5 separate regions of the Homo sapiens genome follow, and regions 1, 2, 3 and 5 are each linked to region 4. Evidence: chromatin contacts called from ENCODE Hi-C or POLR2A ChIA-PET data. All regions are on one chromosome and are shown on one strand. Each heading gives the region's core, a stretch centred on a gene start or an enhancer-like site at or near the end of the contact. The rest is flanking DNA. Distances are from core to core; before and after follow the strand shown.

Region 1 (2,727 bases), core at 149-2,648, 1.3 Mb after region 4:
TTTATTTATTTATTTATTTGAGATGGAGTCTCGCTGTTTCTCCCAGGCTGGAGTGCAGTGGCGCCATCTTGGCTCACTGCAAGCTCCTCCTCCCACGTTCACACCATTCTCCTGCCTCAGCCTGGCAAGTAGCTGGGACTACAGGCGCCCGCCACCATGCCCGGCTAATTTTTTGTATTTTTAGTAGAGACGGGGTTTCACCATGTTAGCCAGGATGGTCTCGATCTCCTGACCTCGTGATCCACCTGCCTTGGCCTCCCAAAGTGCTGGGATTACAGGTGTGAGCCACCATGCCTGGCCTCATGTAATCCTTTTGATAACCCTTTGAGATAAGCACCAAGGGTGTTCCATAAAACCTAAAAAAAATTATAGCCAAAAAAAAAAGATTGTTCCAGTACACATATAACTGAACAAAAAAGTCCTGAAACTGAAAAATGAAAAATCCCAGAAGGTCTGAGTGTAGTGTGGCTGCTTGAGGCCAAATTAGACCTTCTGGTCAACATGATTTCCTGTAAGTGAATAGATAAAAATAAGCTTCTGTATATGTTCTATGTATTGAATCATACAGTATCACTATATATGTTTTTTCATTCAATATTTCTTACAATCCAGCATTGTAAAAGTTTCACATGACATGACACTTTAGAGGAAGAAATGGAAAATCAGGCTGGATGTGGTGCCTCACACTTGTAATCCCAGCAATTTGGGAGGCCAAGGCCAGAGGATCTGTTGAGCCCAGGAGTTCAAGACCAGCCTGGGCAACATGGTGAAACCCCATTTCTACAAATAATAAAAAAAAATTATCCAAGCATGGTGGTGCATGCCTGTAGTCCCAACTACTCCAGAGGCTGAGGTGGGAGGGTCACTTGAGCCCAGGAAGTTGAGGATGTAATGAGCCGAGATCATGCCACTGCACTCCAGCCTGGGTGACAGAGTGAGACCCTGTTGAAAGAAAGAGAGAAAGAGAGAAAAGAAAGAAAGAAAAGAAAAAGAGAGAAAGAAAGAAAGAAAGAGAGAGAGAGGGAGACAGAGAGGGAGGGAGGGAGGGAGGGAGGGAGGGAGGGAGGGAGGGAGGGAGGGACAGAAAGAAATGGAAGATCAGAGAAGTGGAATAACCTCCTAGGATCACACAGCTTGTGAATGAGAGGCACTGAGTTGCTCAGTGATGGAGTGTCTAATGTTGGGTGTGTATGTACTGACTGTGTCCCAAGGCCAATTATAACTTGGGGAAGGCACCACTACCTCCCTGTCATACAATGGGTACATTGTCTGTCAATGGCACGTGGTTGTACACACCTCCAGGGGTAAACAATCAAAAGTCAGGAGCCTCTCCAGCTCTCCCTCATAAAAATACTGTATCCTCTAGGGAGTGGGGTTCTCTAGTCCAGCCCCATGTGATATGCAGTCCCAGTGGGGCCGGGAGATTTGCCCAAGGTCACACAGCTGGTTAGAGGGGAACCACACACCACCACGTCCTGCAGCTGCAAATCTGTTTCATGGCCTGCTTCCTCTCTTCTTCCCTAGAATGCCTTTTTTTTCTACCACAGAGTTTCTACAGTTCAAACCTGGAGGGCAGGTTGGGTTTTGTTTTGTTTTTCACACACTCCTTCACAGATTACAGGAGAGATTTTACTCTTGAACTGAAAGTAGAAAATTATTGTTAGCTTTAACACACAGCTCTTTCTCTCTTCCCCAACCCAGATACATTAGGATCCTCTTGTCCTATCAAAAAAAAAATAGTAATAATAATAATAATAATAATAATAATAATTCTATGGGGCAGAAAAGAGAAGAATTTGTGAGTTTCCCATTCCTGGCTGGACATTTCCCACAAATGGCAGTTAAGTCTTCATTGACTAATAGGAAAAGAGCAGCTCCAGCCGCATGACTTCACGGCACAGGCAAAGTCAAAGGCAAGGAGAGCTCACCTTAACTCTGGTGTATAGACACAGACTCCATGCCTCTTGTCCAACTCTTCCATCAGGGAGCCAGAACGTCCACATCTTCCAGGTTCCTGTAGGCTGTGTTTAGGGAGAGATGTAAGACTCTACTGGAACTTACGTGCTGGGAGGGCCAATGGTGCTGACACTTGGTCTTCTTGCTCTTGGCTGATGGATAGCAGGGAATATGAAGCTATCTATATCTCACTCAGATAGAGATGGACATTCCAGTCAAAAGCTAAGCTACTTCTGAATGCAAAGATGGTGTATCAGCTTTTGCTGCATAACAAACCACTCCAAAATGTAGTGGTTAAAATAACTATTGTTTATTTAGCTCATGAGTCCTCATATTAGCCATTTGGGTTGTGCTTAGCTGGGCTCATTCCTATGTCTTTGGTCAGCTGCTGGGTTTGCTGGGCCTGTCTGATCTGGGATGGCTCAGCTGAGACAGTATGCCTCTGCTCCACGTGGTCTCTCATCCTCAGCAGCATAGCCTGAGCTTTATGCACAGTAGCCTGGGCTTTATCCATGGTAACCAACAGGCTCCCAAGACAAGAGCAGCAGTACTCAGGGCCTCTTGAGGCCCAGGCTTGGAACTGTCATAAGGTGACTCCCAACATATTCCAATGGCTAAGTCAAGTCAAAAGGCCATCCCTGATTCAAGGACTGGAAATCAGCCCCAGAAGCTACAAAGTCACATTGGAAAGGGGCATAGATTTAGGGAGGGGGAAGGATTGTCACCATGTTTGCAAATGATCTTCCCCTATATCCATTTAAAATTCTTCTA
Region 2 (2,734 bases), core at 116-2,615, 1.9 Mb after region 4:
AATAATTAACTACCAGTATGAAAGCCTTACTGGTCTTTTTGGAGGTGAGGGTGGGGAGGAAGGTTGTCATAATTAATGCACAGAAGGTTTCAGGGGGAAAAAACGCTCACCTTAACACAACAACCATTTACATCTCTGTATTGCCTTTTCAAATTTCATTAATAATCCATAGATTTTGCCCAATTATAATCTACATATTCATTCCATTTTTATAGTCTACTTCTTGCATTCTCACTGTATTATTTAGTTTTCCCTGTACTTATTTATCCATTTGTGGCTGGGCATTTAGGCTATTTCTAGTTTCTTTTTAGTTTTGCCTGTTGCAGTTCTAATAATGCTGATCTGAACATGTCTGCAGTTTGAGCTTTGTCACAGACTGTATTCTCAAAAATGGGGTACCTAAATTTAAGGGGTGAACTTAATGCCTTGTTGGATAGTTCCGGATCTAGGGCCAAGAATATAAACTACAGATACTGACAGCACAACAATAGCTCCTACGGGAGTGTGGCTGGACTTGAGACTTGCCCATAGTCGCATTTCCATTTAAGTGAAAGGCAGATAAAATAAAAGTAGTTGAAAAATTCTAAATAAAAAATATGTAGGAGAGGAAGTAATTCGCGAGCGTCAACTAGCAGCTGCCCTTAGGAAGCTGGGGTGGCCAGTGGGCCCCACGCAAAGGGAATCAAGAAAAAAGGCGGATCCGCCAGGCCCAAATGGCAACGTGCAGTCAACAGGATCCCCAGACCCCTCAACTCTCCCAACGTGGACCGCCCCCTCGCAGCCCGGATCCGGAATCCCGTTTGGTTGTTCCCGCCCATCAGGGGCTGCCAAGGACACCTGCATCCTTTCGGCTGGAGTAAGGGAAGCTCTTCCCCTCCTCTAGCCGCCCTCCTCTTCCTCTAACCGCGGGGCCCGGGATCGGGACCCCTAATGCATCTCTGCCGCGCCCAACCCAGTCGCCAGCCTCTCACCGCCTCTTGCCTCCTCCTTCGCCGCCGCCCGGGTTACCACAGACGCGGCGAGCCGCGCCCCGCCCACTGGGTGCTGGGCAGATGATTGGTGGAGACTCAGCTTCTTAGCAACTAGACCGGCCCCTGCCGCTCCGCAGGGAGCCTGGTACCCGCCTGGAGTTCCTTTCCCAGTGCTTTCCCATAGGCATCTAAGAATATTCCTTCACAGAGTTGCCAAGTGCTAAAAGTTGGTTTCCCAACTCAGAATGAAGGAACCAGGCTTGTGCGTCCGATGGGCATTGACATTCTGGAAAACAAGAATAAGAAGCTGTAGCGGCGCCTGTAAGTGGGCCGGAGCAGGCGCAGCTTGGCCACCTCCCGCCGAAAGGCAAGGAAGGACCGGCTGCGACACGAGGAAGAAGGCCCCTCGGCCTCAGCAGAGCGCTATCCTCCACTGGTTCCCCGGGTTCCCCGGCTTGCTACCGGGCTGCTCCGTGCATCTTTCCCCCCAGGCGTCAGGAACTGCGCCCTCATGGCGGAGGTGAAGGTGAAGGTGCAGCCGCCTGACGCGGATCCGGTCGAAATAGAAAACAGGTAAACCAGTGAGGCTCCGGCTTGGCACTCCATCAGGCGCCCAGTCATTTGGGCAGCTGGACCCCTTCTCCGGGATCCCTTGGGAGTGGCCGGAGCGGGTTAGGTGAGCACGCGGGAAAAACGATTGCGGGGTTCTGGACCCACTTGTTCCTTCCCATCCTGGGAGAGCAGAACTCAAGAAGTTCAAAATGGGTTTGACAGCTTGCAACTTTGTGTAGCTGGCTGGCTTTGCCCTGATACTTTTGGGGAAGTTGTGATGACGTGCTGCCTTCCTACTTTGACGCGATCAGTGCTTTGAGAGGAGCCCTCGGCTTTCTTTCCCTGTAGAACACTTGTGAATACATGTTCTGATCCAGGATCGCTCTTGTCACTAAGGGAACGTCTATGACAAAACGTTTAGGCGGAGTTAGGGCGCAGTTGGTGATTACGAAGTAACATTAAGCCAGGTGGTTTCAGTGCAGTATTGAACTCAAGACTTTTAGGACACCCAAAGCCTCTGCCACTTTTATTTTTATTTGTTTGTTTGTGAGACAGAGTCTCGCTCTGTCGCCAGGCTGGAGTGCAGTGGCGCGATCTCGGTTCACTGCAATCTCCGCCTCCCGGGTTCAAGCGATTCCCCTGCCTTAGCCTCCCGAGTAGCTGGGACTACAGGCTCGCGCCACCACGCCCAGCTAATTTTTTATGTTTTAGTAGAGACGGGGTTTCACCATGTTGTCTGGGATGGTCTCGATCTCCTGACCTCGTGATCCGCCCGCCTCGGCCTCCCAAAGTGCTGGGATTACAGGCGTGAGCCACCGCGCCCGGCCCAGTTTTATATTTTACCGAGGCACTGCCACTCTTAGATTTTCACGTAGTTTTAAAAGACTCAACTTTCTCAGACTGTTAGGAATAATACATTTGTTGATGTCGACTAGGTGAAGATTTTGACTTTTTTTGTTTGGTAGGTATAATTCCAAAAACAGGCCCCATTATGGTGAATTGTCATAACAAATTTTGGCTTCCTACCAGAAACATCTGCATTTGCCTCCTGCTTGCAGATTTATGGCTTAACTTTGTCATGCTTATTACACCCGAGAAAACTGAAGTCTCAGCTTTAATATTTTTTCTGTGATTTCATTAGACTTTTGCTCTAATTTAAAGTTCTTATTAGTGAGGAAAAGAAATATTCTTAAATAACAATAATACTGTAA
Region 3 (2,896 bases), core at 239-2,738, 1.3 Mb before region 4:
TTATTTTAAATGCTCATGGATAAAATTTTCCCAAAGGCAGAAATGGTCAGACAGATAAAAACACGATTCCAGAGATTACTTTAGATCTAAAGATAAATGTGGGTTCAAAGCAAAAATATGGATAAAGATATTCCATGCAAGTAGTAACCAAAAGAAAGCCAGGGTGGCTCTACTAATATCAGGCAAAATGATCTTTTAGTCAAAAGCTATTAAAAGAGAGAAAGAAGGACATTAAATATTAATAAAAGAGTCTATTCTTTAAGAAGCCATAGCATTTATAAACATATAGGCAACAAACAACAGAGCCAAAAGATATGAAGCAAACACTGATGGACTTCAAGGGAGAAATAGATAGTTCTACAGTAACTATTAGAGATTTAAATATCCCACTTTCAGTAATGGATAGAACACTGAAATGGAGACCAAGAAGGACATAGAGAACTTGAATAGCACCATACACCAACTAGACCTGACAGAGATTTTGAACACTCCATTCCACAACAGCTGAATACACATTCTTCTCAATTTCTTCTGGGCCTGTTTCCAGAATAGACCATACGGTAGGCCACAAAAACAATTTTCAATTAATTTGAAAAGACTGAAATCATGTAAGTGATCTTCTCTGACCACAATGACATGAAGTTAGAAACCAATAACAACAACAACAAAAAATACTGGAAAGTCCACAAATATGTGAAAAATAAAATTAAATAACACACTCTTTAATACCAATAAACCAAAGAAGAAATCACTCTGGTAAATTGCAAAATTCCTAAACATGAATGAAAATAAAAACACACATACACAAACTTACAGGATGCAGAAAAAGCAGTGCTCAGAGGGTGACTTATAGCTGTAAATGCCAACATTAAAAATAAAGATCTCAAATCAATAATCCAATTTTGCACTTTAAGAAAGTAGAAAACAATAAGCAAACTAAGCCCAAGGCTTGTATTAAAAAAGGAAATAATAATTATTAGAGCAGAGATAAATGAAATAGAGGATAGAAAAACATCAGAGTAAACCTGGAGGACCTTGACTAATTCCCCTGACTAAACGAAAATGGTGATATTTCTATAGACCTACAACAAAAATATCATAAGAGAATATTCGAACTATTACAGAACAGAGATAAAATTGACAAGTCTCTAGAAACATACAATGTAGCAAAACTGACTCAAGAAGAAACATTAGTATTAGTGTTCTCCAGTGAAACAGAGCTAAGAAGATATCTATATCTCTGTCCATCCATCTAATCTATCTATCTATCTATCTATCTATCTATCTATCTATCTATCTGTCTATCTATCTCTATCAAGATATTTATTATAAAGAATTGGTTCACTTGATAATGGAGGCTGAAAAGATCCAAGATCTGGAGAACCAAAAAAGTTGAGAATATAAGTTCCAGTCCAATGGCTTTTTGAGTCTGGCAGGCTTCAGACTCAAAAACAACCAGTGTTTCAGTTTGAGTCTAAAGGCAGAAAAATAGCAATGTTTCAGCTAAAGGTAGTCAAGCAGAAGGGTTTCTTTTTATTTAGTTTTTTTTGTACTGTTGAGGTTTTCAGTTAACTGGTTGAAGCCCAAGCACATTAGGGAGGAAGGACAGTCTGCATTACTCAGTCTACTAATTCAAATGTTAATCTCATCCAGAGACACTGTTACAAAAACACCCAGAATGATGTTTGGCCAAATGTCTGGGACCAGTCAAGCTGATACATAAAATTAGCCATCAGAGATATAGTTAATAAAACTAAAAGTTAGATCCTTGAAAAGATCAACAAAATTGTCAAATCTTTAGCAAGACGAAGAAAAAAACAGAAGTTGCACTTAATTGAAATCAGAAGAAAACAGAAGTTGCACTTAACTGAAATCAGAAAAAAATAGAAGTTGCACTTAACTAAAATCAGAAATGAAAGTGGTGACATTTCTATAGACCTTCTACCACGAAAAGATCATAAGAGAATATTTGAACTATTGTATGCTAACAAATTACAAAACATGGATGAAATTGACAATTCTCTAGAAGCATACAAGGTAGCAAAACTGACTCATGAAGAAACAAAATTTGAACAGATTTATATAACAAGAAATTATATCAGTAATTAAACACTTCCCAACAAAGAAAAGCCTAAGACCAGATGGTTTTACTGGTGAATCTACTCAACATTTAAGCAATTAACAGCAATCCTTCTCAAACTTTTCCAAAAAATGGAAGAGGGAACATGTTCTAACTCATTCTATGTGGCCAGCTTATCCTGATACCAAAGCCAGACAAAGACATCACTAGAAATAAGAAAATTATGGACCAAAATCCCTTATGATTATAGATGAAGAAATCCTCAAGAAATACTAGCAAACTCAATTTAATAGCATATTAAAAGGATTATACATTATAACTAAATGGGATTTATCACAGAAATGCCAGAGTCATTCAATAAGATAACAGCAATCAATGTAATACACCATATTAATAGAACAAAGGAAAAAATAATTATCTTAACCAGTGCAGAAAAAGAATTTGACACAATCCAAAACCTTTCATGAGAAAAATACTCAAAAACTAGAAATGGGAGAAACTTTCTCAACATGTTAAAGGACATTTATGAAAACCTGATGATTAATACCATGGTCAATGGTGAAAGACTGAAACCTTTCTCTTTAAAATTAAGAACAAGACAAGGATGTTTGCTTTCAATATTGCTGTTCAACATTGTACTAAAAGTTCCAGACAGAGGATGTAGGCAAGAAAAAATAAGGAGCATTAAAATTGGAAAGGAAGAAGTAAAACTATTTCTAATGGCAGATAACATGATTCTCTATATTAAAAATTCCAAAAATCCACAAAAAGAGAAAACTGCTAGTGTTAGTAAACAAAGTCAGCAAAGTTGCAGGG
Region 4 (2,707 bases), core at 1-2,500:
ATGATTCCCTACTTGCCAAGAGAAGAAACAGATTTAGATGAGTCAAATAAGGTTCTGGAAATCTTTTGATTTTATGGCCTTCGGCTGCCCCAATCAGGCATCAGAACTACCAAACATTAACCTCCACAAGTTGATATGACAAAAGCAAAAAGGCCCTATGGTAAGTCAAATATCCACCAACTTGGTAGAGAAGTCAATAAAATCAAATGGCTCTGTGTGAACCTTGCCTGTCACCTTGGAGGACACATCCCATTTCTACCTCATTCTTTGAAGTCAAACCAATTTAAAAAGTAACTTTTCCAAAGAAACTTTCTAAACGGATTAAAAAGAGGTCATTGAAAAGGGAGCACAGGCTATTTTTCAGTGAATGAAGAGAAGGATTCTGAAAAAGCATTACTTCGTAGAAATATATAACAAGATTAAATTTTGTGTGTAACACTCTTCCTCTCTCTTAATATCAGAGTATTTCAAACACGTGTAAAGCGTCCCTGACTTTTTTCTAGGAGTCAGGACTTTGTCAAAGTTTTCCCATCCACTCTCTAACATGAAGTTAGGAACTGCTAAGTTATCGATTAGACATTCAGGGAATCAAAATCATCTCTAACTGAAAGATTAAAAAGTAGCATGGTTAATTGTTAAGAGAACTTCTGAGTTGGTAGAAATGAGGGGTTCACCTGACAGTTCGTGGTGCCCCCCCTCAGCACTCTCACCTTCCCCCCAACTATTTTACATCTTCATGGTAACGTTCCCTTGATGCTTTTTTAAAGGGGGAACAAGAACATCTCAAGTTAATACGATGGAGAGAGTTAATAGAATCTTCTCCTTTACCACCAGGGTCCTCTCCAGGGCAATGTGAACGGGACAGCAGTGCACGAAGTCCTCCAGGCCCCCAGAGGCCACAGCCTGGGCCCGGTGGGCCAGGGACCAGCCGGTGACACTTTTAAGTCCAGGCTGGCTTTGGGGGAGCTGGAAACAGGCTTCCTCTGGGTGGGGGCGCGACGAGGGGGCGGGGCGCGGGCGGCCCCACTCACCTGCGATTCATGGGCCGGACCCTCACGGCCACCTTGACCGATGCCATCGCTCATCCCGAACCAGCCCGCGCGGGGTCCCACTAGCCCAGAACTCCGCGGTCGCCGGCGACGCTGGCTACTCAGATCGCGGCTCCCGCCCACTTCCCTCTCGCCCCCGCCCCTCTGCTCCCGGCCGGACCTGGAGTTCCGCGGCAGCCCCACCTGCCAGGCCACTGAGCATGCCCAGAACGGCTCCGGCCCGCGTGATCCATGCGCCACGGTTTGGCGGCGGCCGGGCGGTGCAGAGGGGCGGGGCCGCGGGGCCTGGAAGCAGCCTCCGGGATCTGCAAGTCTGGAAAGGCCACGTTGTGGACCTTGGCGCAGAGGTTATGGGGGCGACCCGGAGCGGATGGTTTCAGGAAAACTAGAACCCACCCTCATGGCCTGAACAACTGGAGAGAAGAGGATCGCAGCAATTTAAAGCCAGCGGCAAGGATCACAGTCCTGGGGTCAGGTGACCAAAGCCAGTTTTTCAGCCCTTAACAAGAACCTGGCTTCACCCAGCCAAACATGAGTTAACGTATCCATTTTACACACGAACAAACTGAGGCGCAGAGATGATCACAGCTTGTTGGTGGCAAACTCCGCTAGGGCCTTCTCTGCTACCCTAAGGAGGTCCGACCGTATGTTTTGGACCCCTTAACTCGGGATACCGATAAACGAAAATTAATAGGGTGTTGGATGTTTTAAATGTGTGCGGGAATGTCATTATATTGGCTAGAATCAAACCTTATTTAGACTTGTTTTGCACTTTTGTACACTTTAGTAATTTTTAGTTTTAATCATAAGGGAGTTAAAGGCGAACACAACTGGTATTTTTTTTTTTTTTTTTTTTTTTTTGAGACAGGGTCTCGCTCGGTCACCCAGGCTGGAGTGTAATGCTGCGATCTCGGCTCACTGCAACGTCCGCCTCCCGGGTTCAAGAGATTCTCCTGCCTCAGCCTCCCGAATAGCTGGGCGTGCCACCACGCCCGGCTGATTTTTGTATTTTTAGTAGAGACGGGGTTTCACCATGTTGGCCAGGTTGGTCTCGAACTCCTGACCTCAAATGATCCGCCCGCCTTGGCCTCCCAGAATGCTGGGATTACAGGCGTGAGCCACCGCGCCAGGCCGACAACTGGTATCTTAAGGCTTAGGGCCTCTGGTAGAAGTGAGCTCCACCTCCCTTCCTGTGTAGAAGGTAAATGCATTCATTCATTCAGTGAATCGAGCATGCATGAAATCGTTTGCGCACACCCAGAAGCCCACCTGCGAGCCACAGGAGCAGCCATTCCAGGAAGCCAAGCTATAATGGGAGACGCAAGGAATGGAGGCGGAACTCCTGTTTTTAAGTCCTAGCTCCAACACTAGCCTTGTCAGCCTGTAATTCTGAATTACTGGGCGCCTCTGAGGCTTCTTGTCTCATCTGCAAATCAGGAACAACGGCATAGAGTGGTGAATGCATCAAGTGGGATGATGTCTGCAAGTACGCAACCCGCTTACACAAAGAATTATCTTTCCATAACCTTCCCTGGACCCCTAGGGCCAGCAGGGAATCATAGCCTCCCTTTGTTTCTAGAGCCCGGAAATCACTGGGTTTTCCCTCTGTCTGGAGCAGAGCTGGGTGCGAATTTGACCAACGGGTGGCAGGAACAGCC
Region 5 (2,730 bases), core at 182-2,681, 1.7 Mb after region 4:
ACGTGCTGCTGAAAATCTCACTGTGGTCATGACAGTCCACCCAGTGGCTCAGACCCTGAGATTCTGTTCACACTTCCTACACTCTTCCTTACTCGTCTGTGTTCTTCCAACTCCTCATCTTGCCTAATTCCTCAGGCAGCACCTCATCCTGTAAGTCTTCATTTCCAGGCTTAAGAGATGTCAGCCATCTGTGTCTTTATTGTACAGCCAGCACAAGTGAACACTTGAACACAGGCATCCCTGCATTGTTGTTCTGAACCTTTATGTGTATTAACAACTAATTTCTTGGTGATGACTGACTCATGAGGCAGAGAATGATGTTGAGGGATGAATCCAATTGACACTGGACATGTCTCCGGAGCCAGGACTGAACTGAATTCACAATAAATAATGTAGCCTCGGGGTACCAGAAGGGAATGGATTCACCCTCTGAGAGCTACAAAAGAATTTTAGGAAATTCTCATCTCCCTGGCCCTTCAGACAGTGGTCATTTTCTTGGTCTTCCAAGAGAATGACAAAGTTTCAGAAAGCCTATCTGAGGAAGGTGAAGGGCAGTGAGAGGGTGCACGGGTGGAAAAGCCCTCTCAAGAGTGACGTGGGCCTTCCCCTCGAGCTCCCCAGATGGGGCGTCCCAGATGGCACCAGCGCAATCTTGTTCTCAACCAGGATCCCGGACAAAGACCTAGAGATCCAAGCCGACGGCAGGCCAAGCTCTGGCCCGAGACTGAGGCTTCTGCTTCTCAGGAGATGAGAGTTTAACAATAACTTCGTGGATTTCAAAAAGAAGAAAAAGGTCTCAGGGCACCGGAAAAGGTGTATTCGGGTTGAGGGCGTGGGCTCAGAATCGGGTCTACCTCGTACGGGATGTGAGACTTCAGGCAGACTGCTCGGCCTTTTCAAGGCTTTAAATGGAGCTAAAGGGTATACGACATGACGTTCGCCCGGTGTTTAGGAATATGGGGCGTGACTTTCCAAGCAGGCGGCTGGAGCCAGGGAGACCACAGGCCGCTGCAACACAAACCAGCACCTGAACAAGCTTGGTCAGCCAGCGGTACACCTCCGCCAACCCCAGAAGCCGAACAGATGCGCCCCGAAACGTCATTTCCGCGCGCCAAGGGGCGGGGCCGGTACCGGGTGCGGAAGTCGCTCCAGGGGTCACTGGGAAGTGTAGTTTTCGAGACAGAGGCGCTCAGAAGGAGGGTCACAGTAGGGCCAGGCACTCTTCTCGGGAGCTCCTACGTGTTTTATGCACGTGGTTAAGAAAAAAGAGGGAGAATTCAGGTGCCACAGTGGCCATTCTCCGGTGACCGGAGCGTGTTACTCAGAAACGGATCCGTCAGAGGCCAATGGGAGCTGCCGGCCTTCAGGGCGCGCCTGGTGGCGCCGAGCATCCTGGGAGGTGTGGTCCGGGCGCTGTGCCGAGGATTCGGGGTAGTGTAGTCCTGGCGCCCCGCTGGAGGAGCTCCCCAGCTGGTGGCTGGAGCGACCCCTTGTTCTTTGGTGGCGCTGGTGAGTGAGGCTCCCGCGGGACCCTTGCCGCAGCCGTACCCTTTTCTGCGCGAAAAGGAAGGTCCCGAAAGGCTGGACTATGGGCTGAATTTGGGGACCGTGCGGGTGGCGCGGGGGTGGTGATTGTGGTGGGAACGCGCTGGCGTGGCGCAGGCCGTCCTCTCCCAGATGTCTTATTTTGGGGGTGTGGGCGTGCATCTCCAGGGGAGTTGGGTGAAGCCCATCCGTGAAACTGGATGGTGATGAGTGGGGGATCGGGCTCTCTCTCCTAGGGTTCTTGTGGGTGGGGACAGGTTCGGCTTTGGCTGAAGTCGGGTATTGGGAAAGGGAGTCGCTGATGCCATAAGTCCCCGGTTTTGGGGGAGTTGAATAAATAAGCTTTTTGGGGGAATGGTATTTCCCAGGTGGTGGAATGGGAACCATCCCTGGGGCCATGTGTCCCCGAGGCATTGGTCGGTTGAGGGCTAGTCTCTTGGGGCCACACTATTCTTCGGCTTTGCTGGAGTGGAATGAGGAGCGGTCTGGCTTGACCAAACAAGCCAAGGTTAGACTGGATCTGGGGTGGCCATTTTGCCGCGATCTTAGGGTTTCACTTTGGTTGGTCACCCCCGGGTTCGGGCGTTGGAGGAGGAAGTCTGGCTGGGACGCACAGGACAGGTTTTTTCCAAAGGTCCCAGGGACCGTCATTGATCGCAAGAATTACGGATTCCCAGGCCCCTGGTGTGGCCAGGCTTTGGGATTTTACATTCCATTTAAGTTTTTATTGCGGAGAAATTTCAAACAGCCAGAAGTAGATAGAACTCTATAGACCAGATCTCCATCACCCAGATTCAACACTTAAAACCTTATGACCAATCTTGATTCATCTCAGAATGGACACAGAGAATCCTTGCAATCCAGAGTTCACCGTCACTGCCCTTACTGTGTAAGAGCACGGTCTCCACAGCCACATTTCCTCTAGGCTCTGTCACTTTATAGCTGTGTCACCTTGGGCAAGATGCTGACTTCACTGTACCTCAGTTTCCTCGATTTTATCCTAAAGAGGATAATAGCATCTATCGTATTGGGTTGTTGAAAGGATAGAATGAGGTGAAACTCCTACAGTGGCTGTAACAGTCTCTGGTGTATACTAAGTGTTCAGTGAATATTACCTTTCATTAATAACAGGCACAGAGAAGGTCGCTTCATGCTCAGCGTCAACAGCATATCAGGGCAGGTCGT

Evidence for each region. A loop is a pair of places that touch in the nucleus more often than their neighbours do. ChIA-PET counts read pairs that join two places held with the same protein, here RNA polymerase II (POLR2A). Pooled maps may share reads with other maps.
Region 1: a loop to region 4 is called in a pooled map, with 4 times the contacts of the local background. The contact joins the enhancer-like site here to the promoter of KIF16B in region 4. A Hi-C loop is called at or near these places in 1 of 37 single-sample maps with no recorded cell type and 1 of 50 pooled maps. POLR2A ChIA-PET finds 5 or more read pairs at or near these places in 2 of 52 experiments (HepG2 and activated naive CD8-positive, alpha-beta T cell).
Region 2: a map of B cell shows a loop between it and region 4 (23-fold over the local background). The contact joins the promoter of POLR3F here to the promoter of KIF16B in region 4. A Hi-C loop is called at or near these places in 1 of 168 maps with a recorded cell type or tissue (B cell) and 9 of 50 pooled maps. POLR2A ChIA-PET finds 5 or more read pairs at or near these places in 1 of 52 experiments (AG04449).
Region 3: a loop to region 4 is called in a map of B cell, with 10 times the contacts of the local background. The contact joins the enhancer-like site here to the promoter of KIF16B in region 4. A Hi-C loop is called at or near these places in 1 of 168 maps with a recorded cell type or tissue (B cell), 3 of 37 single-sample maps with no recorded cell type and 3 of 50 pooled maps.
Region 5: a map of CD8-positive, alpha-beta T cell shows a loop between it and region 4 (23-fold over the local background). The contact joins the promoter of ZNF133 here to the promoter of KIF16B in region 4. A Hi-C loop is called at or near these places in 5 of 168 maps with a recorded cell type or tissue (CD4-positive, alpha-beta T cell, CD4-positive, alpha-beta memory T cell, CD8-positive, alpha-beta T cell and 2 more), 1 of 37 single-sample maps with no recorded cell type and 16 of 50 pooled maps.

The regions. Positions count from the first base shown.
Region 1 is chr20:17,854,958-17,857,684 of GRCh38, forward strand. No RefSeq gene overlaps it. Among named protein-coding and RNA genes, the nearest start is that of SNORD17, 110 kb to the right of the region's middle. Within about 2 kb of position 1,399, at least 11 of the 41 ENCODE cell types and tissues checked have a DNase peak (open chromatin) inside an H3K27ac peak, as active enhancers do.
Region 2 is chr20:18,466,025-18,468,758 of GRCh38, forward strand. It overlaps POLR3F (RNA polymerase III subunit F), which reads left to right and starts at 1,366. Exons shown (of 9, transcript NM_006466.4): 1 at 1,366-1,544. The coding sequence starts at 1,483. DZANK1 (double zinc ribbon and ankyrin repeat domains 1) reads right to left here and starts at 1,006. Exons shown (of 21, transcript NM_001367614.1): 1 at 972-1,006. RefSeq lists enhancers at 886-1,504, 1,127-1,446.
Region 3 is chr20:15,316,228-15,319,123 of GRCh38, forward strand. The region is part of intron 6 of MACROD2 (mono-ADP ribosylhydrolase 2); the gene reads left to right. Among named protein-coding and RNA genes, the nearest start is that of MACROD2-AS1, 390 kb to the left of the region's middle. Within about 2 kb of position 1,489, at least 2 of the 41 ENCODE cell types and tissues checked have a DNase peak (open chromatin) inside an H3K27ac peak, as active enhancers do; they include B cell, where a contact is called at or near this core.
Region 4 is chr20:16,572,198-16,574,904 of GRCh38, forward strand. KIF16B (kinesin family member 16B) reads right to left here and starts at 1,251. Exons shown (of 26, transcript NM_024704.5): 1 at 1,032-1,251. The coding sequence starts at 1,078. RefSeq lists an enhancer at 1,008-1,529 and silencers at 1,142-1,371, 1,158-1,287.
Region 5 is chr20:18,287,096-18,289,825 of GRCh38, forward strand. It overlaps ZNF133 (zinc finger protein 133), which reads left to right and starts at 1,432. Exons shown (of 7, transcript NM_001352452.2): 1 at 1,432-1,509. RefSeq lists enhancers at 1,005-1,054, 1,134-2,039, 1,145-1,484, 2,045-2,164.